Regions from separate parts of the Homo sapiens genome. Here regions 2, 3, 4, 5 and 6 are each linked to region 1. Evidence: chromatin loops called from intact Hi-C (ENCODE). Cell type or tissue: dorsolateral prefrontal cortex. All regions are shown on one strand. Region 1 overlaps PDE1C (phosphodiesterase 1C). Region 2 overlaps PDE1C (phosphodiesterase 1C). Region 3 has its middle 130 kb from the start of PDE1C. Region 4 overlaps PDE1C (phosphodiesterase 1C). Region 5 overlaps PDE1C (phosphodiesterase 1C). Region 6 holds the start of PDE1C (phosphodiesterase 1C).

The links. Peaks named below come from ENCODE experiments on the same cell type or tissue, not always from the same donor. Only the 100,000 strongest peaks of a DNase experiment are listed, where the experiment ranks them.
Region 2: a loop joins it to region 1, with 3 times the contacts of the local background. A loop is called at or near these places in 19 of 110 quality-filtered maps.
Region 3: a loop joins it to region 1, with 2.7 times the contacts of the local background. A loop is called at or near these places in 2 of 110 quality-filtered maps.
Region 4: it touches region 1 in a loop (2.3-fold over the local background); 11 of 110 quality-filtered maps call a loop at or near these places.
Region 5: it touches region 1 in a loop (3-fold over the local background); 5 of 110 quality-filtered maps call a loop at or near these places.
Region 6: a loop joins it to region 1, with 2.3 times the contacts of the local background. A loop is called at or near these places in 18 of 110 quality-filtered maps.

Annotation. Positions count from the first base shown.
Region 1 is chr7:31,879,527-31,884,526 of GRCh38, reverse strand. PDE1C (phosphodiesterase 1C) reads left to right here. Exons shown (of 18, transcript NM_001191057.4): 3 at 3,667-3,780. Among named protein-coding and RNA genes, the nearest start is that of PDE1C, 190 kb to the left of the region's middle. In dorsolateral prefrontal cortex, a CTCF peak has its summit at 2,222; DNase peaks (open chromatin) are centred at 676 and 2,176; H3K4me3 peaks cover 1,332 bases; H3K27ac peaks cover 3,115 bases.
Region 2 is chr7:32,059,947-32,064,946 of GRCh38, reverse strand. All of the region lies in intron 1 of PDE1C (phosphodiesterase 1C), which reads left to right. Among named protein-coding and RNA genes, the nearest start is that of PDE1C, 8.0 kb to the left of the region's middle. In dorsolateral prefrontal cortex, CTCF peaks have their summits at 2,614 (motif pointing right) and 4,798; a DNase peak (open chromatin) is centred at 2,576; H3K4me3 peaks cover 934 bases; H3K27ac peaks cover 4,755 bases.
Region 3 is chr7:32,201,769-32,206,768 of GRCh38, reverse strand. It overlaps a transcript of PDE1C not described here. Among named protein-coding and RNA genes, the nearest start is that of PDE1C, 130 kb to the right of the region's middle. RefSeq lists an enhancer at 429-1,628. In dorsolateral prefrontal cortex, CTCF peaks have their summits at 1,960 and 2,161; a DNase peak (open chromatin) is centred at 2,218; H3K4me3 peaks cover 610 bases.
Region 4 is chr7:32,037,146-32,042,145 of GRCh38, reverse strand. All of the region lies in intron 2 of PDE1C (phosphodiesterase 1C), which reads left to right. Among named protein-coding and RNA genes, the nearest start is that of PDE1C, 31 kb to the left of the region's middle. In dorsolateral prefrontal cortex, a CTCF peak has its summit at 2,578 (motif pointing right); a DNase peak (open chromatin) is centred at 2,585; H3K27ac peaks cover 1,566 bases.
Region 5 is chr7:31,784,718-31,789,717 of GRCh38, reverse strand. The region is part of intron 16 of PDE1C (phosphodiesterase 1C); the gene reads left to right. Among named protein-coding and RNA genes, the nearest start is that of PPP1R17, 100 kb to the right of the region's middle. In dorsolateral prefrontal cortex, no CTCF peak of the experiment used is centred here; no DNase peak of the experiment used is centred here; H3K27ac peaks cover 2,960 bases.
Region 6 is chr7:32,067,707-32,072,706 of GRCh38, reverse strand. It overlaps PDE1C (phosphodiesterase 1C), which reads left to right and starts at 2,300. Exons shown (of 18, transcript NM_001191057.4): 1 at 2,300-2,414. The coding sequence starts at 2,314. In dorsolateral prefrontal cortex, CTCF peaks have their summits at 1,628 (motif pointing right), 2,033 and 2,247; DNase peaks (open chromatin) are centred at 1,666 and 2,316; H3K4me3 peaks cover 5,000 bases; H3K27ac peaks cover 5,000 bases; H3K27me3 peaks cover 1,160 bases.

The DNA of each region.
Region 1 (5,000 bases):
GTGACACCCAAACAGGAGATGGGTATATACAAAGCTGGTCACCACTTAACTCTTTTTAACAATAAGTTCTTGTAGTCTTTCTATTGTCATGTTTTTTTCTTTTTAAAGAAACTTCTTATTGTGTTGATTTGGGCTTTTACCTTTGTTTCAGAGATCTATGGGTTTTTTTTGAATTGTATTGAACACACAGCAGATGCTCCCTAAAATTCACTTCTGTTTCCATTAGTGATTTTTTTTTTCAAAAGTGAATCCTTTCACATTTTGAATGCTGTATTTTCTTCTGTCTTTATTGCTGCATCTCTTCATGAATTTTTTTTCTGTTTCATCATCCTTGAGTAAAGAAAGGTGAATGTCAGCTGGGTGTTCTTCCATAAACAGAGTGACGGGTTGTTCTAGGTTCCCTCACTGTCTGCCAGGAAGTTGATTGAATCTTCTGCTCATCTCATAAGCTGGAAAGACAGGGTTACATATAAATTTCTAGTGCCTCCCACGCATCCAAAAGGTGCATTATTTCTGTGTCATTTCCTCTCTGGATCTGTTGAAACCACTTGGCTAGGGTTTTGCTTTCTATTTACAGCTTCCTGTTGGGTCAGAACTTCACACTGAATGCATAAATGTGACTGCCTAATGTCTGCCTGGCACCACTGGTGACTACATCAGGGAGAAGCCTCTGAATGGCTGATTTTCTGCTAATTGTGGCACAAAGCCTGGGTCTCCCTGATGGAGCCGATTTCAGTGCTACTCATTGGAACAGCTGAGTGAGATTCTAAGTGAAGCTTTCCCTGAAGGCCCCACTCCTCTTCTGGCCCTGGGGTCCCAGCCCCCTGATCACAAGGTGATATGAGGCCCCTTCATGACTTGATTCTCTCAATACTGTGCTTTCCCAGGAGTGGGAATTGTTAAAAATTAGTGGCTATACATCCATAGTCCATATAATGTCCTTAATAATTCCAATTATTTTTCAACTGATGAGAATTAGCTTTTAGTTTGTAAAAGTGGGAGAGGAAGTGTTTGTATGAGAAATAGGAGATTGTCCTAGTAAAAGGAGACGTGTCAGCTCATTTTCATGTTTAGTTGTCCTTGTATTATCAGCATTTTATTTTATCTGTCTCTTCTTTCCAGAATCTTTTTAAATTACTTGTCCATTTGGTACAGTTTGAGTTAGTTAAATCTAGGTCATGAATCAACAATCCATTTAACTGGAGACTCACGAATTCACTCCCTTGGAAGACCACTGTGCTTAAAGTTTTTGTTTTTGTTTTGTTTTCTGGAAAGGATATGAATGATAAATTTTGAAGTTGTTGACACCTGAGAATGTATTTATTGGCTTCTTATGTACTTGGTAACTCTGTAGATGTAGATATAAATGTCTTGAAGTTTCCCATATTATTCTCAAAAATTGGTACTGTTATTAAATTGCTTTTTGATGTTTGACATGATAGAAGTAGATGGCCAGGACAATTTTTTGTTACTTTGTAAGTATTATATTTCATTTTCTCAAAGATTTTCAAGTTTGTTTCTTTATTCTTTGAAATCAAAAATTACAGTAGCATACATTTGATGTTTTCATTTACTTTTAAAAAATTGTATTTGATCCCTTTTCATCTGCTTATACAGGTTTTACTTTAGCCTAGGAAAACTTATTCAATTAAAGCTGCTTCTGTTGTTTATTTCCTAGGGAAGTTCTATTATAGGTAGATAGGATCTTCTGGCTTTTACTTCTATTACTCTTATAATTTTTCTCATCATTTTCTTGGTTTTTGTCATTTCCTCTTAGGTTCTAGAATTGAGATGGATTCTACTAGAGTTACATGTCAGTTCCTGATAGAACCTGTAAGCCCCAAATGGAGAGAGGCATTTTTAAGAAGTTTAATTTTACTCTTATGTTTGAGAGTAAACTTTAAAAAGTCTAATTTTACTTTCATTTTTGAGACTAAACTTTGAAAAGTTTAATTTTACTCTCATTTTTTCGTTTGGGAGTCCAAACAGCCTAGGGGATAGCTGGGCACCTTGAGGTGAGAATCAGAACTGGAGGCAGACTTAGCCAGGAATGTGTTTTGCTAAAGAGCTTCCAATCCTTATTTGGAGCAGCAGTCAGAGCTCCCTGCTGCTGTCTCCCCATTCTTTGGCAGGCTGGCTATCCTTCTGTGTGAGTGACTGGCATGCCCTTCCCTGCCAACTCCCTGTCTCGTGCTGCCTCTGAAATTCAGAACTCTTCCCAGTGCTGCTAATGGCATTGCCAAGGCTGACCTTCACCTCCAAGCCTGCAGGGGCCTCTGCTGATTTCCTTTGCATATTTCCGTTTGATATATTGCAGATTCGTAATTCAGGTAGATACTACCTGAATCTAATGTTATTTGTATTTTATATCATTGAAACTCCTGGAAATTATTTTATGGTTGACCCTCTTGCTTACTTTTTAAGGTTGATCCAAGATTTTTTCTCATTCTTTATTGTGGGTCATTTTCATGCAAATCAGGAAGGGAGTAGTCTATACCTTGCCATGAAGGCAACCTATTTGAGGATATTTTGATGTCAGGAAGGTGAGAACAGATTGCGTATACCAACGGGAAGTGGAGATTTGACAATCATTTTAAATATCTTGCTAGAATTTTTCTCATTTGGTTATCTGTGGTGATCAAAGTCATTGAATAATGACAATAGCTATAACGATTGCCTTTTCAAAGAACAACCGAGTCACATACTCTATATCAATTTCATTTAATCTTTAGGTCAACTTTAGAAATTTCATACTTTGCTCTTCATTAAGATAACACTCAAAGATGTTACATAACTTACCTAGGGTTGCACAGCTAATAAGTTATGAAGTGAGCTTCAAACCCCAGTTCGTCTTCAAAGTCTCTACTCTTTTCATTGCTGGTTATCAAACAGCCTGAAGAGTTGCCCAATCTCCAAATCTCTGTGGTATTTACAGTATTCTCAGTTACCGCATGTTGATCATCTGTAGTCATTTTATTGTTCTCATGAATACTAAGTCCTCTGTGCAGATAATGTTCATATAAATAACAGAAAAAACATGTTTTATTGCTTCTCTTGTATAGTCTGGAATTCCTCGGTTTAAAATCAATCCTCATATTTTCTTTTCTTTTTTAACTAGGGTATTTATCTCCTCTCAGAGTGATTTTTTCTGTCCAGTAAAACAATTTACTTTCATCTATTCCTTCTGTAGCCCTCTTGTGGTTCTCAGTGGTTTATATGTTTTCATCTGTCTTGGGACATGCCTGGGTCATGGGGCTGCCATTATCTGGGGCCACTGCTGGACCAAGTGCCTTCAACAGAGCAGAATCTCAAGAGGTATTTGGTGATTTTGCTGCTGGTCAGGCTTTACTACATCCACATAGAACAAAAAAGATGAAAATTTGAGAAAAAGCAAAATCATTGATAATTTAGGATTCATAAAGATAAAAGCTAGCTAGAAAGTATGGTCAGTGCCTGGTTGGAGAGAAATTTTTTCTTCTTACTTCACAATGGCAAAAATGTATACATTTATTTTATTACCTGCTCCTTTGGTCCCATAATTATTTTCCTTTCAGATGTATCAGAATAAGTGAGAATATTCGATGACTGTAAAATGTATCACCATAGTTGTAGGATTATTCTTTGTTTCCTCTATTCTAATGAAATTATGTCTTTTTATTTTTCTAGATTACGGTCTTTGGTCAAACAATTAGAGAGAGGGGAAGCTTCAGTGGTAGATCTTAAGAAGAATTTGGAATATGCAGCCACAGTGCTTGAATCTGTGTATATTGATGAAACAAGGTAAGCTAAAAATAACAAAAGAGATTAGTATAGTGATAGTAAATTTTCTCTTAAATGGCTTTTCTGAAATTGTCCCCCATGCCAGGAATGGGGTGACATTCAAATTACTCATCTTTGAGTTTTAGTTTCCACAAACAAAGAGGATAGATTTGGACAAGTCACTTACTCTCTGTACCGCCTCATCTATAAAAGGAGCTAATAGAACAAATCTCATATGGCCGCCATGACAAGGAAGTGAGATCATGAAAGAGGAGAAAAACGAATTTTTAAAAATCCACTAAGATTTTAAAAATCAGATATAGAGCTCCATTGTAATTATTGTATGTTTTTAGTGTTAGTCTAAAAATTGAGTTTATGTTTTAATTCATAATGTCCATTAGTAAATGGAGGCTCCTGAAGTGATCGAGAAGCATGTGTTCTCTTAAGCACCCAGCATTCCCTCTTCAGTCTTACGTATGTCGCTGATTTACTTAGCAGGTTTATTCCACTTGAATTATCTAAACGTATTAAAGCGGTTTCAGTTACTACATACGTTTGAAAGTTATAAAATTGCATTTCTTTTGAAAAATGTTGAAATGTTGAATACGAAAGGTGTGGTTTTTTTTCCCCCTAATTTAGACAGGCTTCTCTGTCAGTATTTGTGATGTCTTTTATTTGCCAAATTCCAATCTGAAAGTATTTCACAGTAATCTAAGATTTGTATGGTTTACTATTATTATTATTTTGCTGACACACTTGGTTTCTAATTTAAGGAAATTCGATATCATAGCTTTTTTCCAAATGTTATGTTTCCTCCGCTTACCTCCACCCCAATTGGTAAGTCTAAAGGAAAAAAAAAATCCAAACACCTTTACATTGGCAGCTACTTTTACTGATGATTTTTAGTTGGGTTTACTGTAAATATGACATGCTATTTTAGGTTTTATTTTAACATTGCTCTTTGTGTTCGATTCTAGTGGTCTGACCTATGAACAAGTTTGAAAAATCAGCAAAACACAGCTATTAGATGATTAAATCATTGTGCGCAAATAAAGAACTGCATTATTTTGAAAATTTTCCTTGAATTTAGACATTTAAATTTTGGTAGCAACCTGGAAAGAATCTTAATTGTCATCACTTAGGATCACTACTTCAGAGGACTGGGTTGCTGTGATTTGGTAAATACTTTGCAAAGTCTCTTAAGTATCCATTTATATTTTTAAACAAAATAACGTCACATG
Region 2 (5,000 bases), 180 kb before region 1:
ATGTGTGGTGTCCTCTTGCAGCTCATCTAGTGCAGTACTGAGGGACAGATAGAAGTGTAGTCATGAGAGGTGATGCTGGAAAGGAAGGCAGAGGCTGGGTAGTGATACATGACATTTAAAAATTTTACTTTTTGTTTTACTCAAAATTATGTATGCTCATAGTTTGAGGAGGTGAGTAATTGAACACATTTTACTATACAACAAAAAAGTGCTGTGTTCTAGGTGTTCTTTCATATCTTCTAGAGAAATATATATATATTTTATGATACATAATATTTTTAGAAGTTTGTGTTTTATCCTTTCAGTTATAAGAAATTGTTAAAAGATGTTAAGCTGGAGAGTAACAAAATTAGATTTGAATTTTAGGATTGTAATTCTGGAAAAAGGGTGGAGGACAGATTGGAGATGCGACTCGAGGCCTGGAGACCAGTTGGGGAAGATGCCTGATTTGGGGTAGCGCTGCTGAAGATGAAAGAACAGGGGGCATGTTTGAAATGAGAATTGACAGAACATAGATTTAGAGTAGAGAAAGAGGAGCTGTTGTCTTCTGAGTTCTTTCAGCTTAGATGTCTCAGTGAATTTGGTGTTATTTGCCTCGTTAGGGACTATGGAGATAAGAGCAGGCTAGGATAAAGCAGAATGATAAACTTGGGTATAGATATGTTAAATTGGTAGCCTCTGGAATGTTCAAGTAGCTATTGGTGATGGCAATATGGAGCCATGGAGAGACCTTTGGCCTGGAGTGGTGGGTCTGAGAATCTTGGTTCTTATTATTAAATCCTTGCAAGGAGATGACCCAGGGAAGAGGGCATTGACCTGAATCTTACCAGAAAAGCAATTCCAGGAGAATACTTTAAAAAATTGTTGTTTGTTTCCCCCAGATTACATATTTAATGTATTAACTGGTCCTTTTACTCTCCCATTCAATTGGAATTGCCAGATCGTTCAGCATATTTTTATTGGGTTTCCATTATGTACTAGGTGCTAGGAGCTTCAGAAGGGATACGAAAATATCAGAAGAAAATCCTTACCATCAGGAAACTTAGAATATATTGAGGGAAACAAGATACGTCTTATACATGTGAAAAGGTTAAAAATCAACAACAAAAAAGAGGGCAATAATTAATTGCTGACTAAGTGATGTGGACGCTACATGCTAGGATTCAGAGAAGGGAGACATTTGTGTTTGAAGGATTGTTTTCGAGTCTTTCTTTTCTTAATAAAGATCAAGTTAAATCTCTCTGAAATACATTCTTAATGTATATTAAAGGGGAAAAATGTGAATATCAAAAGAAGTAGATTCTCACATTTACAGTGAAATTTTCTTTACTTGAATACTCATGCAGCTTACTAGTACATCATCACTTGATTATTGTAATTTGGTTATGCTAGTGTATTAGTTAATTACAACTCAATATTTAGCAGCAAAGTGCTTAATATCTTGACTGAGCTTTACAGCATTCCTCTGTCAGTTGGGAAGCAGCCCTCAGCAGAGAGGTTTCTGCATTACCATCTCTAGTTTTCAATCTTTAATTTTCTTTGGCTCATGGAAGACTACTTTCCTTGGTTTCCATTTCCCCACATGGAAGAAAAGTGTTTATAGGACCTATCTCCTGGATTTTTGAGAAACAACTAAAAGAAATAATTGTTATTAGGTTAATGCAAAAGTAATTGCAGTTTTTGCTGTTAGTTTTAGCGGCAAAAACCGCATTACTTTTGCACCAACTTAACAAATATAAGGCACATTACAATAGACTGGGACAGCTTTGAGAATGACCATCATCGGAGTTTCCCACTAGCAATAAAAATGAATTCTACAACAAATGCAACACTCTATTTCTGGAGGAAGTATACTGAATTCGTGTAAAGTGTTGGTATTCTTCAGGCTTTTATTGTACTGTTTATACAGAGTCCTCTTGACAGCTGTTATTAAACAAAATAAATGAGTCTTAATGACCGTAAGACAAAGCTAGATGTTCCTAGCTTGTGAGATTATGAAAAAACTAAAGAGAATCATTCCATCCAGAAGATATAAAAATTGATCATTTTAGGTAATGAGTTTTGTTCATATAGTTGAAGGAATACACATCTGTATGCAGAAAATTCAGTCATTCATTCACTTACCAAATATTTCTGTGGCACTTACTATGTGCCTGGTGCTGTGCTAAGCACCAGGGAATTAGTGGGAAACAAGACAAAGGCTCCCTCCCTCGGGGGATGTTCAGCCTACAGTAGAGGAATATATTAAACAATACTTCCATAAATTACTACCTGCTGTGACGAGTGCTGCAAGAAGTCCAGCACAGGGAGCTGTGAAAACATAGAAGAGAGGACCCAAACCTGGTCCGGGATTCAGAGAAGGCTTCTCTGAGGAAAAGAGACGCATGCTGAGACATGAAGATTATGTAAATTGTAGTTAAGTAGAGTTAGGGAAGCGTATTCTAGGCATTTAAGGCCTGGGATGTTTATACCTGTAAAGATCTAAAGACAAGAAGGAGCATGGCCCCTCTGAGAAAATGAAAGAAGGCCAAGTGGCTGCAGCGCAGACTGGAAGGAGGCGAAGGCTCCAGACACAGCTGGAGAGGAGCCAGGTCCGACTTCATCCACCAGGGGGCCTCAGCAAGGGGAAGCCATTATCAGTAGGCATGGATGTGAGAACTTTTTAGGAGGTAGATCCAACAGGACTTGGATATGGGGGATGAGGAAGAAAGTGGAATTAAGGTCAACTCGCAGGGTTTTGGCTTGAATCCCCAGGTTCTTTTTTCTTAGATTAGGATCACTAAGGGAGGAACATGTTTGCAGGTCTTGTCGTGAGTGGGAACAGAATGAATGGGGGATAGAGAGTTCAGTATGGGATGAGTTCAGTGTGGGACATACTGACTATGAGGGGAGATATGGGGAAGGCAAGAGCAGTTGGATAAGTGAGTCTGGAGATTAAACAGGTCTGGAGATATAATCTACAGCCCAGCAAAGTAAGCAGGAAAATTCTGTGTATATCTGAATGATGCCAAATTAATATATCTATAAATTTTGTAAGTAGAGAATACAGTTTAGTGTGACCCCTAAATAGTCTGAAGGAAGGTTTCAGAAGACCAAAAATTTATGTATATTTTCTCATTGGCATTTACTTGTTCAAAATATTGGCATTTACTTAGGCCAGCTAATAATCATAACTTTACTTGAAACTTATATTGACTACTTGGTATCATGCCCATCAAAACATAGGTTTGGAACAGAGACAGAAACCAGTATGGTCATTCCCAGTATTCCAAGGGCAGAAAGAGGCCATGACCCAGGGAGCCAAATGGGATGAGCCCTCATCACGGACCTTCTGGGAGGTAGAGGGCACATGCCATGGGGCTGAGACCTGAAGCCTGGAGCCTAGCCCACTGCAGAAGGGCCAAGTGAAGCTTGGCTGCGTGGAGGCTCTCTGGCTCTGGCAAGAGGCCTTTCTGCAGTTTAGGCTCCATTGAGGGGGCTTGGCCTCCTGTGCCTGCTCCAGAGGTGCCTCCATGGATATGGCTGGGCCTTGTCTCCTGGAGCAGTCCACAGTTCTGGCCACAGCGCTCACTCACTGTACCACCTCTGCCCATTCATGCCCTTTCTCTGCTCTTTAAGGCCTTCCTTCTATTTCTACCCAAATCCAAGGACCCATTGCAAGGACCCGGTATTCAATATTCTGCCAAAATACAGCTTTCCTTTCCCTTAAGGCCACCAGAAGAGCAATAATTTAGACAATCAGTATGAGAGTGCATGGAGCATTTTGTCTGAAAGTCACAATTGGATATCCAAAGACCATTAAACTGTTGTTTATCCAGATTCCAACCAAAGAAAATGCTTAAATAACCAAGACTTTTCCTACACTCTAGAGATACATCTAGTAAATATGGAAGTGAAAGATTAATCTTTGAAAGCTCCTTCCAGATGTTTTAGGAGTAGTTCAAATTCCGACTGACATCCTGCCACTTGTTTTCATTTGTCTCTCTGACTTTTGTCTAAGGATGACCCACAAAAGTTTATTGCATTTAGTATACCATTCCATGTGGGTGTCACTGGAAACCGTGTCTGCTAACTGTGAGGAATTTAAACACTTTCATAAATAAGGCCTTTCCTAGCTCATTAGTGAAATAGAAGGATTAATTATCATAAATCAAGCCTCATAAATGTTGTTTCAGAACTGCCATTCTGACTATAAAATCACTGACTGAAATTAGTCATTGTTAAAAAAAAAATGAAAGAATCGTTCAAAGCACCAATTTCTGGGAGATTTGGCATAGTTTCAGTGAAGGTAACTACTATAGCTCAGGAAAATTTGCTTCCAATGCTCATCTGATTTCAGTTGACAGAAGAGCTCAAAATGGTCCCAAGAAATGCATCTGCTAGTTGGCGCTTTTTTTCCCTGTATTTTGGACAATGGGCTCATTTTGCCATATTTAAATTGTTGAGATTTATAGAGCGTGTGTTTAGGGAGGCTTACATAGATGATGCTACTACAAGATAGGATTTTGGATGAAATAGGAAGGACTCATGCTCCCAAGGAGCCATGGCACTGATTCAAATTCACCTGGAATTGTAAATGACCAGCAGCTGCTTTCTGCCAGGAGTCAGTTTTGATAAGAGTTGGGAGGAAGGGCACAGAGTGGGGAGAGGGAAGGAACACTGCAGGAGTGGGTAGGCAAGACTTAGAAAAATTAGACTGACATTGAAGTGAAATTCAGCAGAAGATTACAGTTTTTGTTCTGGCTAAATCTACAAGGGGAAAAACAAAGTAGAGAATTGAAACAGCTCTGTGAATAATTCAATTAGAAAAAACCCTACTCCTCCCCTAATTACAGGGATAGATCTGTGAAGAGTGAGATTTTGTCTTAATCCTTTGGATTTATATCTACTTTGGCAGTGCCGTCACAGATATTAAGAGATAGTTTTGCTTTTAGCTTTTCTTACTGATGTTTATTTAAGCAGGAGACGGGCTCCCAGGAAGAAGGTCGTAAAAATTGCTT
Region 3 (5,000 bases), 320 kb before region 1:
GAGCCACCGGGTGTGGGCACTGCCATGCTCTGCAGTGGGCAGGGTGAGCTAGAAGAATACCTCATGTGGGTACTGCATGGTGGGCACCTCACATGGGTGCCGCATGGAAAGTACCCCATGTGGGTACCGCATCGTAGCCACAAGGGCAGTGTGGGGAACAGCTGATCTCCCCTGCTCAGGTCCAGGCCTCAACTTGGTGAGGAGCTCCTGGAACCCACTGTGGCTCCTGACATTGGGGACTTCTGGGATGAAGTCAGCTGGCTGTGGGGTCCCTTTCTAGTCCTGCTCTCTGGGATGCTGGTGAAGCTGCCCTCCAGTGCCAGGCCCTAAAAACCCTCCTCTCTAGACATGTCTGTTTTATGCAACTGTCGGTCTCTATTAGACAGTCAGCTCCTTGAGCCCATGGGCCGTGTCTGGTTGACTGCACCTGACCTAGAGAAAAACGCTGATTGAAGACTGCATAAACTGGCCCCTTTCTGCTCCTTTCCCCCTGCTCCTCTGCATCCTAATCAGTGAGCCGTCCCATTATCAGCATACACAATCCCCAAATCCCCCCAGAATATATCCTCAAAGGTCTCCTACATGCTAGTGGGAGAGTCCCCAGCAGCCACCATGTAAGCTCTGGGGGTCAAGCCGGGGTTTGAATTCTGTGTCCAGAATTATGAATTCTGTGCCGCGTTGAGCAGGTAACCTTACCCCTCTAAAAACACATTTTCCACACCTTGATCCTAGAACAGTACTGCGTCTAGAATCGGTTTCTTCTGGTGGGTTCTTGGTCTCGCTGACTTCAAAAATGAAAACATGGACCCACCTGGTGAGTGTTACAGTTCTTACAGATGGTGTGTCCATAGTTTGTTCCTTAAGATTTTCAGATGTGTCCGGAGTTTCTTCATTCTGATGGGTTCACGATCTTAATGACTCCAGGGGTGAAGCTGCAGACCTTGGCAATGACTGTTACAGCTCTTAAAGGTGGCATGTCTGGAGTTGTTTTCCTTGGGGTTGCTTCATGGTCTCGCTGGCTTCAGGAGTGAAACTGCAGAATGAGTGTTACAGCTCATAAAGGTAGTGCAGACCTAAAAAGCCAGCAGCAGGAAAATTCATTGCAAAGGGGGAAGGAACAAAGCTTCTGCAGGGCACAAGCAGACCCAAACGGGTTGGCTGGGGGGTTGGCCTGCTTTTATTCTCTTTTTTGGCTCCACCCACATCCTGCTGATTGGTCCATTTTACAGAGTGCTGATTGGTCCGTTTTACAGAGTGCTGATTGGTCCATTTTACAGAGTGCTGATTGGTCCGTTTTTACAGAGTGCTGATTGGTGCATTTACAAACCTTTAGCCAGACACAGAGCACTGATTGGTGCATTTACAATCCTTTAGCTAGATAGAAAGGTTCTCCAAGTCCTCACCCAACCCAGAAGCCCAGCCAGATTCACCTCAATGCTAGAGCTTATTTCCAAGTTGTTGTGGATGATCACATGCAAGGGTGAATGTTAAAATACTTGAAAACATGTGACGTGGTCACTGAACATCAGAACAGATGCTGGTCATGGACTATGTGAAGGACTAGAGTCCAGGAGACCCCTGACAGGACAGACATGGACCCTTTAATTGCTGGATGAAGCTGGGGCAGCAGAGGTGGATATTGGCCCTGATAACCTGGAATTCATTATATGAAGCACAGGGACTGTATACCACAAGCGCTCAATAAGTGTGGCTGGTTGTTATTACCTTGAGTTTTCAGCCTTCCTCCCCTCTCTTCTTCCCTTTTTTCTTTAATTTCATATATACTTATTGAAGACTTTTCTGTTCTTCTGTGAGCCATGGAGATAACACAGATGAGTTGGTTTGTCTTCAAAGGGTTTGCAGTCTAATTAGGGAGACAGAAGTGACTACTACAATACAGCATGTGGAAGGAAATGCTAGCAATTGGTAGGAGGAGCTGGGAGAGTCAGAACGGGGACGCTTCAGCCAGCCTGGTGTGGAGGTGAATTCAAGGGAGTCCTCCTGGAGAAAGTGAGCATTAGCTGAGGCTTGAGGGTCTGAATGGGGATAATAGGTAAAAAAGGTAACTTCTAATCTTCATTGGAAAAAACTCCAAATACCACATGTAAGGGAATGAAGGCCACATGTAGTGTTCAGACGTGGCCACATGTAGTGTTCAGACGTGGCCACAGTGTGGCAGAAAAAGCCCAGATTTTGGTGGCATCCCTCTCCTCTAGAGGACGTAAAAGACGCTGCATTCAGTGCATTGGACAGAGCTTCTGTCAGGAGTCCAGGGCATTGGAGGAGCCCGAGCGAGGGAGACAGTGCCCACAGAGCTCTTGTGGCTGGGCAGCTGTATGCTGGAGTTCTGGTTGCTTTCCTGAGGGAGGACTAATTTCTCCCCCAAGATGAGCAATCGTGGACAAGAAAATACAAAAGTCCTCCCTTATCTGCGGTTTCACTTTCCCAGTTTTGTTACTTGTGGCTAATAGCGGTCTGAAGATATGAAATGGAAAATTCCAGGAATAAACAATTCACAAGTTTTGATTTGAGTGCTGCTCTGAATAGCGAGATGAAATCTCACTCTGCCCCACCCACGATGTTAATCCTCCCTTTGTCCAGTGGATCCATGTGTAGATGCTACCTACACGTTAGTGACTTAGGGGCCCTCTCGTTTATCAGATTGCAGTGCTTGTGTTCAAATCACCCTTATTTTATTTAGTAATTGCCTAAGTGCAATTTCTAAGTGCACTTAGTAAAAAGTGCAAGAGTACTGATGCTGGCAATTTGGATACACCACAGAGAAGCCAGCAAGTGCTTTCTTTAAGTGAAAAGGTGAAAGTTCTTGACTTAATAAAGAAAAAAACTGTATGCCAAGGTTGCTGAGATCCACAGGGAGAGCGAATTTTCTATCTGTGAAACTGTAAAGAAGGAAACAGAAATTCGTGCTAGTTTTGTTGTTGCACTAAAGCTGCAAAAGTTATGGCCACAGGACAGGATAAGTGCTTAGTTAAGATGGAAGTGTTATTAAATTTGCGGAGGGTAGACATGAGCAGAATCGTGTTCTGATTAACAGCAATCATGTTAGGCACCATCCCTGGTTTCAGGCAGTTGTTGGAACGTACCCCCTCGGATAATGGGGGACTACTATAGCGGTATCAAAAGCAATAAGAAAATAGAGATTAATTAAGAATCCAGGTATTTTTGGAAATAGATTTTCCTGTGAAAGAGCTGGAGTACTTAGGGTGGATGGGGGAGTGAAGCAAGGGGCGGCCCTTCGTATTTTTGTGCTGGGTGAATGATCACCTTCCCTCTGCAGAGATGGGAAATGGAAGGCAGAGATGTGCAGTGGGGTGATCGCTGGGGTTGGTTGAAATAGAGGGAGGCAGCACCTATGACATGGTGATGCCATGTATGGAGCCCCAGAGGGAACTCAAAATCATGTCCGAGACAGTGCTAGAGTTCAGCCAGGGAACTTTACTAGATCAGTTGTTATGGCTAGGAGGGTTGGTGACAAAAGAAGGGAGCTTGAACTGGGGATGGATGAAGACAAAAAGAAGAAGAAGAAATATGTGGGAGGAACGACTGAGAAATGCCATGAGTGGGGGACTGTGTGGCTGGTGGCTGGGCTTTCAGTGTTCTCGGGGGCATGTACTACGTTTGAGACAGAACCATATAAGGGATCCAGGACAGATGAGATCACGTACATGTAGGGTGCTATGGCAAGCAAAATAGTCAAACTAATAGAAATGCAGAATTGGATGGTGTTTGCTAGGAGCTGGGTGTGGGGAGGAGCAAACAGGAAGTTGTTGCTCCATGGGTATAAAGTTTCTATTATGTAAGATGAATAAGATGTGGAGACCTGCTGTACAACATAATCCCTGTAGTTAACAATATGGTATTGTTCACGTTAAAATACATTAAGAGGATAGCTCTCATGTTAAGTTTTCATACCACAAAAACCAACCAATCAATCAACCACGCAAGCAACACAAAAGAACACAAGACAGCTGGCTACTAGCTTCTTATCTACACTTATAATCATCCTCTCGAAGCTCCCCCAGTGACCTGTGACACATCCATGTTTCAGAGCCACAGTTAGACCCCAACTTGTGTTGACCCAAAATTTCTCTGCTTGCCCACAAGGGGACTTCACCACCTTATCTTACCCCATTTCTCCACCCCTTTCATCAAACACAGTTGTTATCAGGCAAGCCGATCAGCTTGGTTCAGTCAACAGATGTATTCATTGGGATTTGAAAGATTTCAAGTTAAAGTAGAGTTTACAAATGATCCAGTCCAGTGCTCACCACTCTGTCTAAAGCTCAAATCCCTTGTATGACATCCCTGTCATGGGGTCATGAGCTCTTTGCAGGAGCCCATCCAGCGGAGGAATATTCACTGTGTCCTGGAAAGCATTGGTGGTTGTGGTCAGAGTGATGGACTGGCATGTGTATGGGGGTAAGGGGCAGGACACTGAGACTCACTCTGCCTTCTCTTTTTGAATGTGCTTGATAGAGTCTTTGAAATATATACAAAGACATATCCCTAGGTCCCTAATATGTTAGCCAGTGGTCCACCAGTGGACTGGCTGATGATTCCATAAGTAGCTTCTAAGAGTTTATGGATGATACATGTAACCCAGATGTCAGCTGGAAGCTCCAAGTCCATTGAGATCTAGGTGAAGAGGCTTAACACTGCTGTTGTGTGCTGACATTTGGAAGTTCAGAGCACTCCCTGATGCTTCCGTGAGTACCTGGGATGGTGGTGTTCTTCTGACCCTGATTTCCTACCTCTGTCGATTGCTTTCCTCTATTTGCTTCTGGCTATCTTCCTATTGCTCTGACATAGTCTCAGATGTGCTACGAAGCTCCTCCTCCTCCTTTTTCTGGAGAGTAACCAAAGGCATTGGTCAAAGCAGAGCTTGACTGAAGATTAAGAAGGGATGAACAAGAGAGAGCCACAATATGCACTGCAATTGCAGACAGACCATTTAAATTCAGTTTGATTTTCAACAGTCC
Region 4 (5,000 bases), 160 kb before region 1:
GTATTTTTAATAGAGACGGGGTTTTACTATGTTGGCCAGGCTGGTCTCAAACTCCTGACCTCAAGTGATCCACCCGCCTTGGCCTTTCAAAGTGCTGGGATCATAGGCATGAGCCACTGTGCTCAGCCTGGCTTTATAGATTTTTACAGCTGTGGAGCCCCTCCTTTTTTTTTCTTCCCCAAATGAAGCAGCTTAAAGCTGAATAAATCAACGTCAAAAAGATCTGCCTTTGGTAGTTCATTTCTCTACTCTGCCAATTGTTCTTTTCTCTTCAGACATTTTATGTTTGAAAGTTTTCGTATTTGGCCTTAACCTAAAAGTTGAAGCTCTCAGGAAAGTTTAATGAAGACTTAACAAAAAAACAACAAGCTATATTTAAGTAATGTGATTGAAAGGGAAAAATCCTCACCTCCACCACCAGGTTCTTTTTTCAAAATTGTCTATTTTCGTACTTAACAGCTAAAGTGCTTTGAAGCGATGTGATCAGTCATACATGAATACATAACTCTTTATGCATAAAAAAAGTAAATAACAAAAATAGAATCGGATAAGAGAAAACATGTTCTGTATTTTTCTATCCTCTGATTTAATACGATACTGCCTTTTCAAAGTTCGTGAGGTCACTGCCTGAATTTTTCCCTTTTCTATTCCACAAGTGAAGTCACACTCAGCTCTGCTTTGTTTATTCTCATAAATTTGGGATGTCGAGGAGAGGGGGCTGGAATGATGAACTTCTAAGCAAGCTGGAGGGAGTATGGCAAGATGAGAACATGCTTTGGAAGGGTGTGTCTGTAGTCTTTGCCCTGCCATGAAATTGGAAGAGTATAGGGTTGGAATACAGAGCAGGGGTTTGGAGTTGTCCATACTTGGGTTAAAATCTGAGTCCTGTCGTGAACCTGGTGAAATGCTTGTGTGGGTTTCCCCTGCCTACTGGAATCTGTTTCTTTTGGTAAATGGAAATAGTATTTGCTTCCTAGGGTTCTTGTGAGCCTGGAATGAAATAGTCTATGTGAGGCACATAGGAAGACTTTGGTGTGTGGAAAGTCCTTAGTCACTGAAGTCTTGGGACTTCAGTACCGGAATTCAGTGACCACTATGCAGAAGGCTTACACTTTGAGATGATACAGGTGGAAGTCTTGGGTCATCTAAGGGAACAGGTAGGAAGCAGACAGGTCTTGTTCTTCAGGGGCTCTGTGAGGCAGAGTCTGGATCTTATTTACTAAAGCATGGAATCAGCCTTAACAAGGGATTGGTGACTGTCTTTTGGGGCACATGGAATAGGACTTAAAGAAGATTGGGGTAGGTGGGGCAGGAGATCAAGCTACGTAAGGGCAATAGGCATTGGGACATGGACCTTAATTAGGAAAGGAAAATTTTGGAAGGGCACAGTCTCTTGTGGCCATAGAATATCTTTCTACGGGAAGGCATTTACAGTTTGTCTTCATTTTTAGTTTTCTATTTTGAGGAAAATTTATGTTCTTTAAACTATCACAGAGTAAACAACACTGTATTTCATTGATTGAGAGTATACATTCTTGTGTCAGAATGCCTGGCTTCTGTTCAATTATATTCTAAGCATATGACCTTTAGTAAGTTACTTTATTTCTCTAAGCCAGTGGTTCTCGACTGGGGGTGATTTGGCTGATTTGGCCCTACGAGGGTATTTGGCAATGTCTACAGACAGTTTTTGGTTGTCACTTCTGGATATGGGGTATATTACTGGTATCAAGTGAATAGAGACCATGGATACTGCTAAATAGCCTATAGTACATGGAACATTTCCACCACAACAAAGGATTATCCAAAATGTTAGAGTGCCAATGTTGAGGTACATAGTTCTAAGCTGTACCTTCTTCTTTAAAAAGAGAATAACATACTTACCTTGTGGGTTTGTTGTAAGGGTTAAAAGAGATAAAGATTAAAAGTGTTAAGTGTATATCCTGGCTTTTAGTAAGTGTAAAGAACATTTTAGCAATTGTTATCAATGTTACTATTTTGACTTATTGTTGTTTATGTAGTAAATTTATGACTTATGTTTCATAAATGTAGCTGACAAGATTTTATAGGTGTATTAGATACATTTACATTTCACAAGGAAAATTTTTAGACGTACTTTTAATCATGCTTTGAAAGAGATTTTAAAGTTGTCTTGAAGGGTTAATATTGTGTGGCTTATATAAACACAGTATACTACGTTCTGAAACAAATTAGAAATCATAAGTTCCACATGCTATTGTATTTTACTAGTCCTGAAAAGCACAAAATCACAGGTCTTAAATGAAACACTTTGGTATTGTTGCACATTGTTACCTAGGAGGCAATAAAACAAAATATATTTACTGGGAAATGAAGTTCCATCCCTTACTTGTGGGGGTAGAGACAGTAAATTATAATAGTGATTTCAGTGAAAATTAGTAGGTACAAAGCAAATCACAATATAAATGGGAATAGATTCCTACTTAGTATACCCTGACAACACAAATATCCCTAGAAATTGATAAAAGTCCAGTGCTTCTGAAAGCATGGCTGAATGTGGAGTCACAGGCAAGTTCCTTCCTGCTGCGAGGTTCTGAATCGCGGAGCTCTGCCACCAGGGGACAGGGTCGTCCCCGTTGTCCTGCACTCTGGTATGTACATAAATGGAGGACTTTGTGTTGACTTTTCTACAATCAGTTCTTTAATCTTTCAGATGTGTTCCACCATTAGATCATAATCAAGAATTCTCAGAATTAGCACTGCAATTAAAGCATGTGAGAACCCGATGTGAGCAATATGGACTGTGAGATGTGCAATCATCCTTCTGCTGTCATACCAAATTCATAATCCTACATCTTTGATAATTTTGCCATGATTTTTTGGATAATTTTAGTAACTACAAGTGTGCTCTGTTGTTTGTAATAGTACTATCTTTACTGATCACCCCTACTCACTCATGACCCATTATCAAGAAAGTAGGTTAACCCTTAAGGTAATGCAAACAGTGCCTGTTTGCTGGGTAAACAGAAGCCCCATTCCTTCAGAGGACATAATGCTACTATTTGGGAATGAAGGTACTTAATAATAACAATATAATACTGGTGATGAGGATGATGATGGTGGTGCTGATGGTGGTGGTGGCCCATGAGCACAGTTATTGCTAACTTCATACTTTCACCTGTTTGCTTTACATCTGCTTTTCTTTCCTGCTGATTCATTCTATTGAGAAACATGTTCTGGGAGCATGATTTTGAGATCTGACAGATGAGATTCTGATGAAGCCATTGTAAAGCTTAAATCGCTTCCCATTTAGCATCATTATTTTGAATAGAAAGAAATGTTTCTTAAATTAGTCTCTTGTGTCGAAGATGAATCATGTTTAAAGGGTGCTTTTTGTCTTCAGATTCATAGGGTAGATGATCCCCCCTCTTTGATATCAGTGACTTACTTTTGCCACTGGCTTGGGTGGAACATTGTAGGAGCATAATTATACCAGAAGACTGTAAAAAGGCAATATATCACTAGCATTCAGAGCATGGATTTTGGGGTCTGAGAGATGTAAATTTAAATCCATTTTCCACCACTTAAACTTTGTGATTTTTCGGCCAGTTAAGCTTATTCTCAGGGTGGGGCTTACTAATGGTACCTAATTCAAAGGGTTGTGATAAGTAAATGAGACAATGCGTGTATGCTATATGGCCCAATTCTAGATATATATACTAGCTGTTAATATAATGCCTGCCCTCCCAATAAAAATTAATGGCCACAGAATGTCTTCCTTCATCATAATTAACTCTCTGCAAAACTTGGCCTCCCTCAGGCACTTATTCTGCTTGTGCGGGAGATTAATTCTTCAGGATCTCATTTATTGGAGGATTTGTTGGAATGGGGTCTGCAATAGGCGGAGGTGGGAGAATCTGTGTCTCATGCTTCAGGATGATCCTCAAGGCTGTGAAGGCAAAACTTGCAGGTCTGCATAAAGAGGCTAAAAGAAGAAATCCAACCCTTTTATCCTAAGATTCTAGGTGTCACCTACTACTGTTATTCTTTTGATCCCTGTATTTATCTTCTAGTAGGCTCTGCAATGCATAGATCTGTGGGCAGGGACCTTATGTTTCCACCATATATTTAAAAAGGGTAGGTGAGATTTGCAAAATGAAAGTCAGTCCATGTGGTTTGCATTAATAATACTACTGAGAGATTGAACAAATTGAAAGTACTTATTTTAAAAATAAGTCATACTGAATGTTTTGAGTTGAGTGTATTTTATTTATGGAGGTAAATTTTGACCTGACTCCACTCTCAGACTCTTCATTTCACTACAGGTTTACTGAGTGGAACTATGCAATTAGTAGTCAAGCACTGTGAGACATTAAACCAAAACCAAAACAAAAAATGAAATGTGGTTTCTGCCCTCAAGGAGCTAATGACATAATTGGAGAGATATAGGACCCAGACAGGTAATTTCAATATAAGTTATTTGACAAAGGTACAAAGTCATAGAGAATTTCAATATTAAGTTCTTGGATAAAGATGTAAAGATTTAGTTACATCTGCTTAGTTTGGGGGTTCAGAAAAGTCTTTCTGTAGATGACACCTGAGGCTTAAGGATGAGTAAGAAAAACAGCCAGATGTGGAAAGGTGGTATGGGTGTTTTATTTAGAAGGAATACTATGAGCAGATAGTTCATTTTTATCACCGCTTTTGTTATCTGAGTCCCAGTCCCTGCTCTGGCTTGAGTGAGGTTTGTATGCAAGAGAAGGGAAGGATTGCTATGCTGTGGGTATCCTTGTGGGTGAGGGGCAACTCCCTGCCTTAATTACCTTATCGTGAACTAGATTATCACTCCCCTAAGGGCTGCAAGCAAAAGACAGAAAACACCTAATAAAGACCTTTCTCTACTTGAGAACATGCAGTGTGGCCATTTGGGCTATGTGGACCACTTGTCTGTCAGAATGGCCCATTTCAAAGAAACCAGGAATCACTTTAAAATAAGAATCAGGGAAAATAAAGACTCCTACAAC
Region 5 (5,000 bases), 95 kb after region 1:
TCCTGAGTCAGGAACATTTGTTTTCTCCAATTTCCTTTCAGACTTAAAATTGTTCTTATGCTTTTTTTCCCACTTCTGTAATACAGAATTCTGTTTGTTTTCTAAAAAAGATTATTCTATAGGAATCTTTATTTGATGGCTAATTTATTTTCTCTGTGCATTCATTAGTATAAACCTGAATGTTCAGCTGGTGACTGTACTGTTGAGTGGGAACCCATTGTTTCCACTGGTAGCATTGATAACTAAGTGGTTACTGAAATTTTTACCACTGGCTGGACATCTTCTTTTGGATATCTGTGGTTTTATTTCATCACTCTTCTTTTTATTCAGTAAAGTGCTAAGGGAATTAGTATCAGGGAGATATGGCAGATAATTCTTTGCATTTTAGTGAGTTTTTAAAAATACAAGATAGAAGTGGATTAATAGCACGAATAAAAAATAAGAATAGTAGATGTAGCATGGAAAGAGAATAACATTGCAGCCCCCTTGAGACCAAATTACAGGTGGGATCTAAGGGAGTGCAAGTAAAGTGGGATTTTATGAGTCTAAATGATGTGATTTAGATAAAAGTGATTCTTAAAATGTGGTTATTGGTCACACAGGAATCTCTGAGTCCTTCCCAAGAGTGAAGCACATGAATATGCTGATGATGAAGTGGGGATTAGTAATAGAAAGAGAGCTAGGCAATAGGTTTAAGTGTATTCCCCACTACAGATTTAATTTCTACATGAAAAAGCACGAGAACAGATATTTAAACGTCCTTTTATTACTAAGGTGAAATATTGGCATTTTTTCAGGCAGAAAGAAAGAGACTGTATGTGGTCTTCCTGGACCTTTGCCTTGCCAAAATGTTCCCCAACAGAAAGATCTGAAGAACTTTGTAGTATCGAATGCACAACAGCATGCTGATATTTGAACAGATTTCTTCTGTCAGCTTTACATTTTGCCTTGGAGAAACACTTAGATTTTTCTGTTGTGCTCCCTGTGTTCATAACAATGACCTCACCACATAATGTGGCCAGAAATTCAAATGACTTCAGGGGCCTAGCAGGTCAAGTAAATGAATAAAGCAAGCCATGTAATATCACAGTCATTGTGGTAAATGGCAATTCATAGTGGGCCTTTGTATCAGCAAGACAGGAAGGAGCAATGGGGACTGTGAGAAATTGGAGAGGGTGGGTGCTGTCAAAACAGGGTAGTTGGTAGGCAGCAACTGAATTTGAGCTGTGTGGGGATGGGGGTCCTAGATACCTAGGATTTGATATAAGCTCTCTCCAAATTTTTACATATTGACAACTAACTCAAAAACTTACAAACACTGTGCTAATCAAATGAAACATGCCTGTGAGCTGCATTCAATCCATGGGGCATTGGTTTGCAAGCTATGTTCTTAGAGGTGGTATGATTTTGTATTGAAATTAAATATAACCAAGAGTATGTCAATTTTTGACCTTGGAACCTGGACCTTTTACCTCATTTATATTCTGTATTTTTGTATGTGGGGCTTTTTGGCCAGTCAAAATAGAAAGTCTACAGCTTCCATTTTATAATCTAACAAGCAACAAGAAACAACATTTGAAAAAGAAACAGGAATATAGCCATTTTTTCTAGCACCAATAAAAATGGAAATGTTTTTCATTTGCTTTAAGTCATTAATCAGCTGAAAAAGAATAGAAAGAGAATTTCATTCCATAAAGAACTTCACCTAAAACTCTCAGTGAAGCAAAACAAAACTCCATGTAACTCACTCTTAGCTTTAAATCTTTAAAAAGTGTTTCGAAGGGATATTGAGTAAAAATGCAGTTATCTATTAAAAATACAAAATGCTATATTATATGATGCTATGAATTGATACTGGAGCTGATAAAACATTAAAGTAATTATTCCAAATCAGTGCTGACTGCAAAAGCAATATTTCCAAAGCTCTAGCTTATTTTCTGCGGTCTTTTAATTCCCTTGAAATAGCTTTCTTCAAGTTGAGCAGCAATTTGGGACAAACATTATTCTATTGCACAGATTATGGCATCTTACTCTGGTTTACACACACAGAGCAAGGGCTTACACACCTGAATTAAGAATTAACTAGCATGTGGGGACAGCAATAGGGATAGTCCTACCACAGACGAAACCATGCGCTCTACACGTCCCTGGATAAAATGTGACAAGTTAGCCCTTGAATTTGGGTCCCCATGTCACCAAATAGCTCTATATTTAAGTTGTGTTAATGTGGTACGTTTCAGTGGCATAATGACCCATTCTTATCGAGGCCTTTGTTCCATATTTTATTTGTGCCAATCTTTCTTAGGTTATGAGCCCTAATAGTTTATGGCAGCAGACAAGAGACTCATTTCTAACCCATTAAATTCAAATGGACTTTCTTCCACTGTCCATTTCATTTTTGGAGCTGTTATAAACTACCGAAAACATTTGACAGGATCCCATTGTGGATCTGATACACTTAAACAGTAAAATGATATCTAAACATCTGAAAGCCAAAGAATAACCTAGTGCACGTGTTCATTCATTTGTAGAATTTAAGCCATTGTATTATATTTTCCACTTGGAACCATGCCTTTAGATACAAAAGTGTAAAGTAAAAAGCAACATTATCATGGGATGTGAGACGGTAATCCAAAAGTTGAAGACCAATTTTTGTTATCCATATTTTGGAAGTATGGATACTGTTTATTTTAATATCACTTCTCTCATGGGTCACTTTTCCTTAGATAGGTAGGTAGGTAGATAGATAGATAGATAGATGATAGATAGATAGATAGATAGATAGATAGATAGATAGATAGATAGATAGATAGATAGATAGATAATATAATATATTTTCTTCTTTCTTAACCTATGAGCAGAGACTTTGATGATGGAAATTACTTTGTAACATTCCCCATGGAGCCTAGGAAAAACAATAGAAAAAAAGCATGAAATCTTTTTCTCATAGTGAAATAGAGAAGATTCTAAGATTGGAAATCTGTGTATGTGGTGTTCTATCCCAAATAAAGAGAATTTAGGGAATTCAGGCAACAATTTTTTTCCTAATTGGAAACTTTGTTCTGATCCTGAGATGCCCACACACCCCACAGGAGACGCAGTGCTGGCCCACCACAGTGTTTGGAACACGGTCAGCATTCAGGAAACACATTCAAAATCGTCTAACTGAATTCCACTATCCACTTGTGAATGCAAACAAAATTCAAATTTCCCTGAAAATTTATTCAACTTCTATATGCCAAGCACACTGCTAAAGGCTTATCTTCTAAGTATATGCAGGCATACCCTACTCACACAAATAGCTTATTACCAGAGATAGGAAATTGCAGGTAATTTGGGAGAAATTGTCATAGCCAAATTTATGGAAAAAATAAAATAAAAACTTCTCTATGGCCTCTTGATTTAAGAAAAAAACAGAACAATACAAAAAAAAAAAAGCACTAAAACAGGATTTATCTGAGAATGTCTTTCCAAAAGGGAAGATGACACCAATCTATATAAAACGTCAGTGGATTTACTGAGAATCCGAGTGGAAACTTTTAAAACCTTAAACAGACTCTCCTACAGCAAATAGATTCTCTATGTGCAGCATGAGGAATCACTGCATAGTTCTGCTCCACCAATAATATGATTGGTACAGCACCAAACCATGGCAAAGTTAGATGTTAAAGAACATAATGTTGCAATAATGATGTTATATTGGATCTTATGCATGAACAAATGGAAAGTAATAATTTATCAACTGTGATCCATGATTAAAGGCCTCATTATCACTAAGAAAATGAACTTAATGAAAAAAATTATAATGAGCAATGACAATATTCCTATAAAACCTCCCTCTGGGTATCAAGAGACATATTACCTGCCAAGGCCAGATTTTACTTTTTAAGGTTTCCTCTCTCTCACCAAAGACACTAGTGGGCACAGAGGTGACACTAGAGTTAGAATGTTACCAGAGTCATTTGCATTAGACAGTTTATCTGATCATGAACATGTTCCCAGGGAGATTAGAAAAATGGGAAGCAGGCCTCTAAAGATCCTCCTTGGACATTTGTAAAAAGGCTGGCTGCTTCTCCAGGAATGTCTGAATTAAGCAAGAATTGTGCCACTGAAATAGCTTCTTGTTTTTATATTAAACAAGGAACGATTGTGCAGTGGATGACCTGGACTGAAAGATGTATGATGGTCAAGTTTAAACATATTAATTCCTGATTGTTTTCTTAAATACCCACCCTAGTCATTTTTTGGAAAATATTGCCAGACATATTTGACATGAATTCATGTTTATTCTGGCTTCTGTTCCCAAGCAGAAGTGGATTAACCCTGGCAATGGCTGGCTTCACTAACTGTACTTGCACCCAGCCTGGGCTGCCATCTGCTCAGCCAGGAGAAGCAGGGAGTGGGGTGTGGGCCCTTTAAGTTCGCTCAGGGCACACTCATTCAGTCTCCCCTGAGGAGACCTTGTCCCCCTTTGTGGGGTGAATGCTGGCTGTTGCAGGCCAGAGGCAGTGCCAACTGGAGACTCATCCTCTCAGCTTTGGTCAGCTTCAGCCACGTATTCTTCATGAGTGCTGGCTTCTGAACCTGCAGGATCATTTCTCAGTCAGTTTATGGTGCAGGGTAATTCATTTAAAATAAAGCCCATTAAAACCCCATGGCTATAGAATGGGTTTTAAATAGATTGTCCTGGAGACACATCATTGTATAGTCTTTGCTTCCCTCTCATGACCTATCTTGGAGTAGAATTTGTGTACTACTGTCCTTGTCTTTGAGTGGGTATATGTGTGATGGTACAGAAATACAGTCACATATTATATTAATATATATAGATGGATAGGAAAAACCTACAGCCATAGGTATTGTCCAATAACTGATTCTAGAGGTAGAACTATAGAGTATACATTTCCTTTTTTCTTGCTTTGATGATATTTTTATACAATTTTATATGCTATAAAATTTTCAAAAATATATTTGCTATTTTCATTTGTAGAGCTTGGTTA
Region 6 (5,000 bases), 190 kb before region 1:
TAGAATAGTCTCGAGTATTACATGAGAGTAGAACACTTAGAACAATGCTTGGGCTATGGAAAGTTTCTGACACTTGTTTGCTGTTATTATCATTATTGTACTTCCACATGGTGCCAGCAGGCTGCCCAAGGTGCACACACTAATGGAAATACCCCATTTGGGGACCATGCTGCTGTCTTCCATTCTCAAAACACGTCACTATAAAAATTTCCTCTTGTGACATTCTATTTCCCCAGGGCACTGTTTCTCTGCTGGGTGACACTGGAAGGGTAATTGGTTTTATTCAGATAGATGAACTCCATGTTAAAATATTGCTTAATGTTACCATTGCCTAGTAATAATACCTTAACTCAGTGAAAATATATGCGCCTCCATAAACCTTAAAAGGCTGCCTTTAATGGGGCGACTTCAGATTTACCTGGCAGGTGAGTAGGTAAGTCGTTTTTCATCAAACAGGTCTTTTGTCTTACCTTGAGTTACTACCTTCTCTGCTAGAATGCATGGGGCCAGCCAAGCATCCTCATCACTCTCACCTCTAAGTTCTGGAAAATGAATGCCAATTATGAAGTGGGTGAGCATTTATGATTTAGAGACCATTTTATTCCTTTGTTAAGGTCAGGTGAATGGAACTTTACTTGAGCAGTGAAGAGAAACTAGTCCTCACTTCTAAGTTTATCATGCTTTTGGGAAGCAGGTAATCATCTAATAGATAGGAAAATAATTCTGAGAGTGTGATGGAAAGAAGTATTACCTGTCATTGAGGAAAAATACTGTATAGGGCATGCCCCACCCTGAATCTCAGGAACCCTGAGAGCCAGGTTTGAAATAGCCCCTGGTGGTGGCTTCACCTAGAAGGAAGTTTGACGGACCCTTCTGTGATGTCGCTTGCAATCATCTTGGGCATGGATTCCCCCAGTCTTTGGTTCCTCTCTTCATCTGTCCTCCCTCCCTGACTCCCAACTTCATACCTGGTCCCGTTCTTCCAGAGCATTCTACCTTATTGACATTGTTCATGAACTAGGGGAACCCTGACAGTGAGTTGCAGCTTTGTGGAGCTGAAACTTTGTCACCATCCACAGCCGCCCAGCCAGCACCCAGGAGGGACCCTCTTGAGTAGCGTGTGATATTGATCTGAAGAAACTTACCTCCTCACTATTGGTATATTTTCTCCTTTTCTTCCGCACAAGAGAGAGAGATGGGGGTGGGGGGGTGAAAGGGAGGGAGGGAGGGAATGAGGGAGGAGAGAGAGCGCGAGCGAGAGAGCCCCTTTAGCAAGAAAACATCAAGAGTTTTTGAGTGTGGTGTGTGGTTCCCTTCGTCCCCATCAGTCGCTTCAATATTTCAAAATGGATCCGGTTCTGTGGCGGGTGCGAGAGTGAGGCTGTGGGGGACCTCCAGGCCCAACCTCCGCGAAGCCTCGCGGCTTCTGCGTGCCCTGGCCCCGGGAGGATAAGGATTTCCCTTCCCTCCTACTTGCGCGCGGAGCCGAGCTCTTGTTGAGGTGAGGGTTCCGGAAGCCCACGCAGCTCCGCAGGTCGGTGGTGGCCGCGGCTGCCCTGCGGGGGTGAGTGTGCCCGGCCGGGGTCGGAGCCCAGCGTGTGCCCGGCAGACGGCGGTGCCCGCGCGCCCCTCCCTCCGCGCCCGCGGTGACAGCCCAGACACCAGCCCGGGCGCTGACAGACGACTTTTCTCACTTGTCAGTTTTCTCGCTTGTCAGCAGAGCTGCTGGTAAGTGAGAGAAAACAGAGGGGCGCGAAGGCAGGCGCGGCCAGGGAGTGAGCGGGGCGCTGGGCGCGGGGCGGAGCCGGGTGCGCGGCGTCCGGGTCAGGCCCCACCGCCCGCGCCGGCTCCCGCTTTGCTCAGCCGCCGCTTTTCTCTCCCTTCTCACTTTCTCTCCTCCCCACCCAGCCCTCCTTTTCACCTCCAAACCCTTTAGCTGCGCGCTGATCGCTTCTGTGGCTTTGTTTGGGGGTAGGGGGAGAATACGAATAGACCCGAGGTGCTTTCTCTTGGAGCTGGAGTCCAATCCCAATCCCTATCTCTATCCCTATCCCTGTGCTTATCCCTGGGCATTAGCCCGGGACCATGGCTGGTTCCCGCAGCTGCCTCCGGAGCGCACCTGGGGCCATGGTTTGCCGCGATCGGAGTCCGCTCTAAGTCGGAGTCTGGGGGCGCAGAAGGGGGAGCGCGCCGAGAAAGTGCCGGGCAAACGCGCGCCGCGCCTGGCTGGGCATCGCGAGCTGGGCGAGGAGACGGGGAGGGGACAGCCCAAACTATCTCAGCTTCACCGCCAGTGGTCACCTACCTGCAGCTATGGAGTCGCCAACCAAGGAGATTGAAGAATTTGAGAGCAACTCTCTGAAATACCTGCAACCGGAACAGATCGAGAAAATCTGGCTTCGGCTCCGCGGGCTGTAAGTATACCTATTTACTTCTCCTGCCCCATTTCCCGCTCCCATCCTTATTTTACCACACAGCCGCAGTCACGACTGCTCACCCTGTTCCTGCATGGGCCTTTAAATACAACCCTAGAAGTTCCACAACTGCTGCTCTGTTAATTACAGTCACTGCTACTTTTCTTCCAACACAGAGAGGGTTGTCTTTCTGTCTTAGAATGCCTTGCTGTTCCAAGTCATGCTTTTTTGGGGGGAAGGAGAGATGTCCTTTGATGAGTCAGTTATGGTGGCCCAATACTCAATGAGGTGTTTCTGATCCTTTTTGCCCAGGGAGAAAAGTTTGAGACCCAGACAGGGACTTTTAATTGAAGGAAGAATTTTTCTCTGCAAACTGCTTGCATACACTTGGGCAGGTGGTCCAAGAACTTACCAACAGTTAAAATTCAACATGCATTCTGGCTGCTACATTTCTTTTTTCCCTCTCCTTAGCCCAGTCGAACTTCTGATATTTCCTGGGGTTCTTTTTGGTGGAGAAATGTTTACTAGAAGGAAAGGCTCTTGTGGAGAAAGGGGGGGCAGAAACGATATTGGGGTTTTCTTGCAATATTTGAACAATGAAATAGAGTGGCCAGAATTCTAGTTGCCCTGATGGATGGAGATCTCTGAATTTCATTCACTTCATTGGGTTCTGTCTGTTTTTGGGTACTGAGGAGAGGTGACCTGAAAATACATGGTATTTTCTGTAAAAATATTTCATCATCAGTGAACTGCTGGTCACTCCAGTCAGGAGCTTGAGGGATAGCTGTATATTCACAGCTTGCTCCTCAGTCACTGGGCAGGTCCCAAAGACACCTTCCATTACTACTAGATACTACTTTCATCAGTCATTTGGCATCAGATATCTAGTGTGGTTTAAAAATATGGCTTTTCTCCAAGCATATTCTCTAGACATTCTGTTTCTAACAAGGGCACTGATGGGAAAACCAGCTTCCTGCCAGTTTGTTTGTTTTGCTGCTGTTATTGTTTTTGAAAGCACACACACAAACAAAAGACAAATAAAAAATGTGTTGATCTAAGTTAGCTTGATATTCAAAGTTTCTAAGGAGAAGCATTAAGGTAGTATGTGTTTCTTTAAGGGGTCCTTATTGACAGGTGCAATTTATAAAAGCCATTCCATATATAGTCCAAGTGAGCTTCATTGCCATTGATTTCAATGGGAAACCATGCCAAATAATTTGATTTTTGACTTGTCTAGCCACCGCTAGTGGAGACTGTAAATTTATTTGGAAACCTTGTCTCTGGCTGGCAGGCTTTCCTGACAGTTTAGATGCCTGCAACGCAGCAGCTCTCGGAGTGGTGTTTACAGTAATCTCATGTTATATTTAGTGAACATTACGTCCGATTGTATTGTGCTGCACACAGAAAGTTTGTTGTGTCCACAAAGTCTGGGCCCAAAGTGTATAATGTGAAAGCGTTGTCGAGCTGGATTCCTTGCCATGCTGACTAGAGGGATTCATATCCATACACCCAGGAACTTCTTCTCTTGGACTGCTTTTCAATTTAAACCGACTCCATGGAGACATTTGGGCTAGAGACAAGTGTTTGGTCAAATCAGCAATGCTGAGGCGGGAACTTGTGTGGAAAAGCATTAGCACTTACAACACTGCGTCGTGTAGCTTTCTCAGTTTCATATCTGCTAGGCTTCTCTCTCCAAGGTGTTGCAGTGTAATGTAACTACATTTTCATTTTCTAGTCTCTTGTATCTACTCAGAACCTAGTGCTTTTGAACATGAAAAGTGTGGGGTGATTATAGCTTCACTTTCTAATTTGAAAAGGAGATGCTATTATTTGTTATTATTATACATATTTTTACCAGTATGTGATCCTTACCACTTCTTCTTCTTCTTCTTTTTAAACATAACAGCAGTGCTAGAATAAATAGCTAAAGACTCTGGAAACCAAAGCACACACTCTTTTATACAACTTGGAATAACATTTTTGCAGTCCACAACTTGGAATAACACTTTGCCGTCCACAAAATAGAAACCCTTAGGGGAAGGAAGGGTGTGTGCATATTTGTCCACACAACAGATTGTCAGTAAGAGAAAGGAAGCTGCTCTTTCAACATTTTAGAAAGCCTCAAACCATAATTGGATTTTCATACCAATATATTACCATGACACCTTTATAGAAAGGGCTCTGTAGGTGACCACAGATGGTCAGGAATTCAGTTCAGCTTGTCTGAGAGACATCTCACTTCAGGATGTGATCATCAACTCACGCCTGGATTATTCAATGTTATCGCATCTCCTTCTTGTTGGTATCGCCCGTATTTAATTTATTGTTGAATTTTTCATCTCCTCCATTAGAATGTAAGTTCCATGAGGACACATACTTACTCACTGCAATACCTAGAACAGCATTTAGCACATAGTAGATGCTCAATCAATAGGTGGTGAAGCATAAAAACCCAAATGTGAGCTTTTAAATATTCAAAATGAAGATAAATATATATTTAGGACAGCTTATGGCCGTGAGACCTGTCAACACAATGAGCCATGAGCTAGCTAGGATGCAGGTTTTATTAACATCATTGCCCAGGTT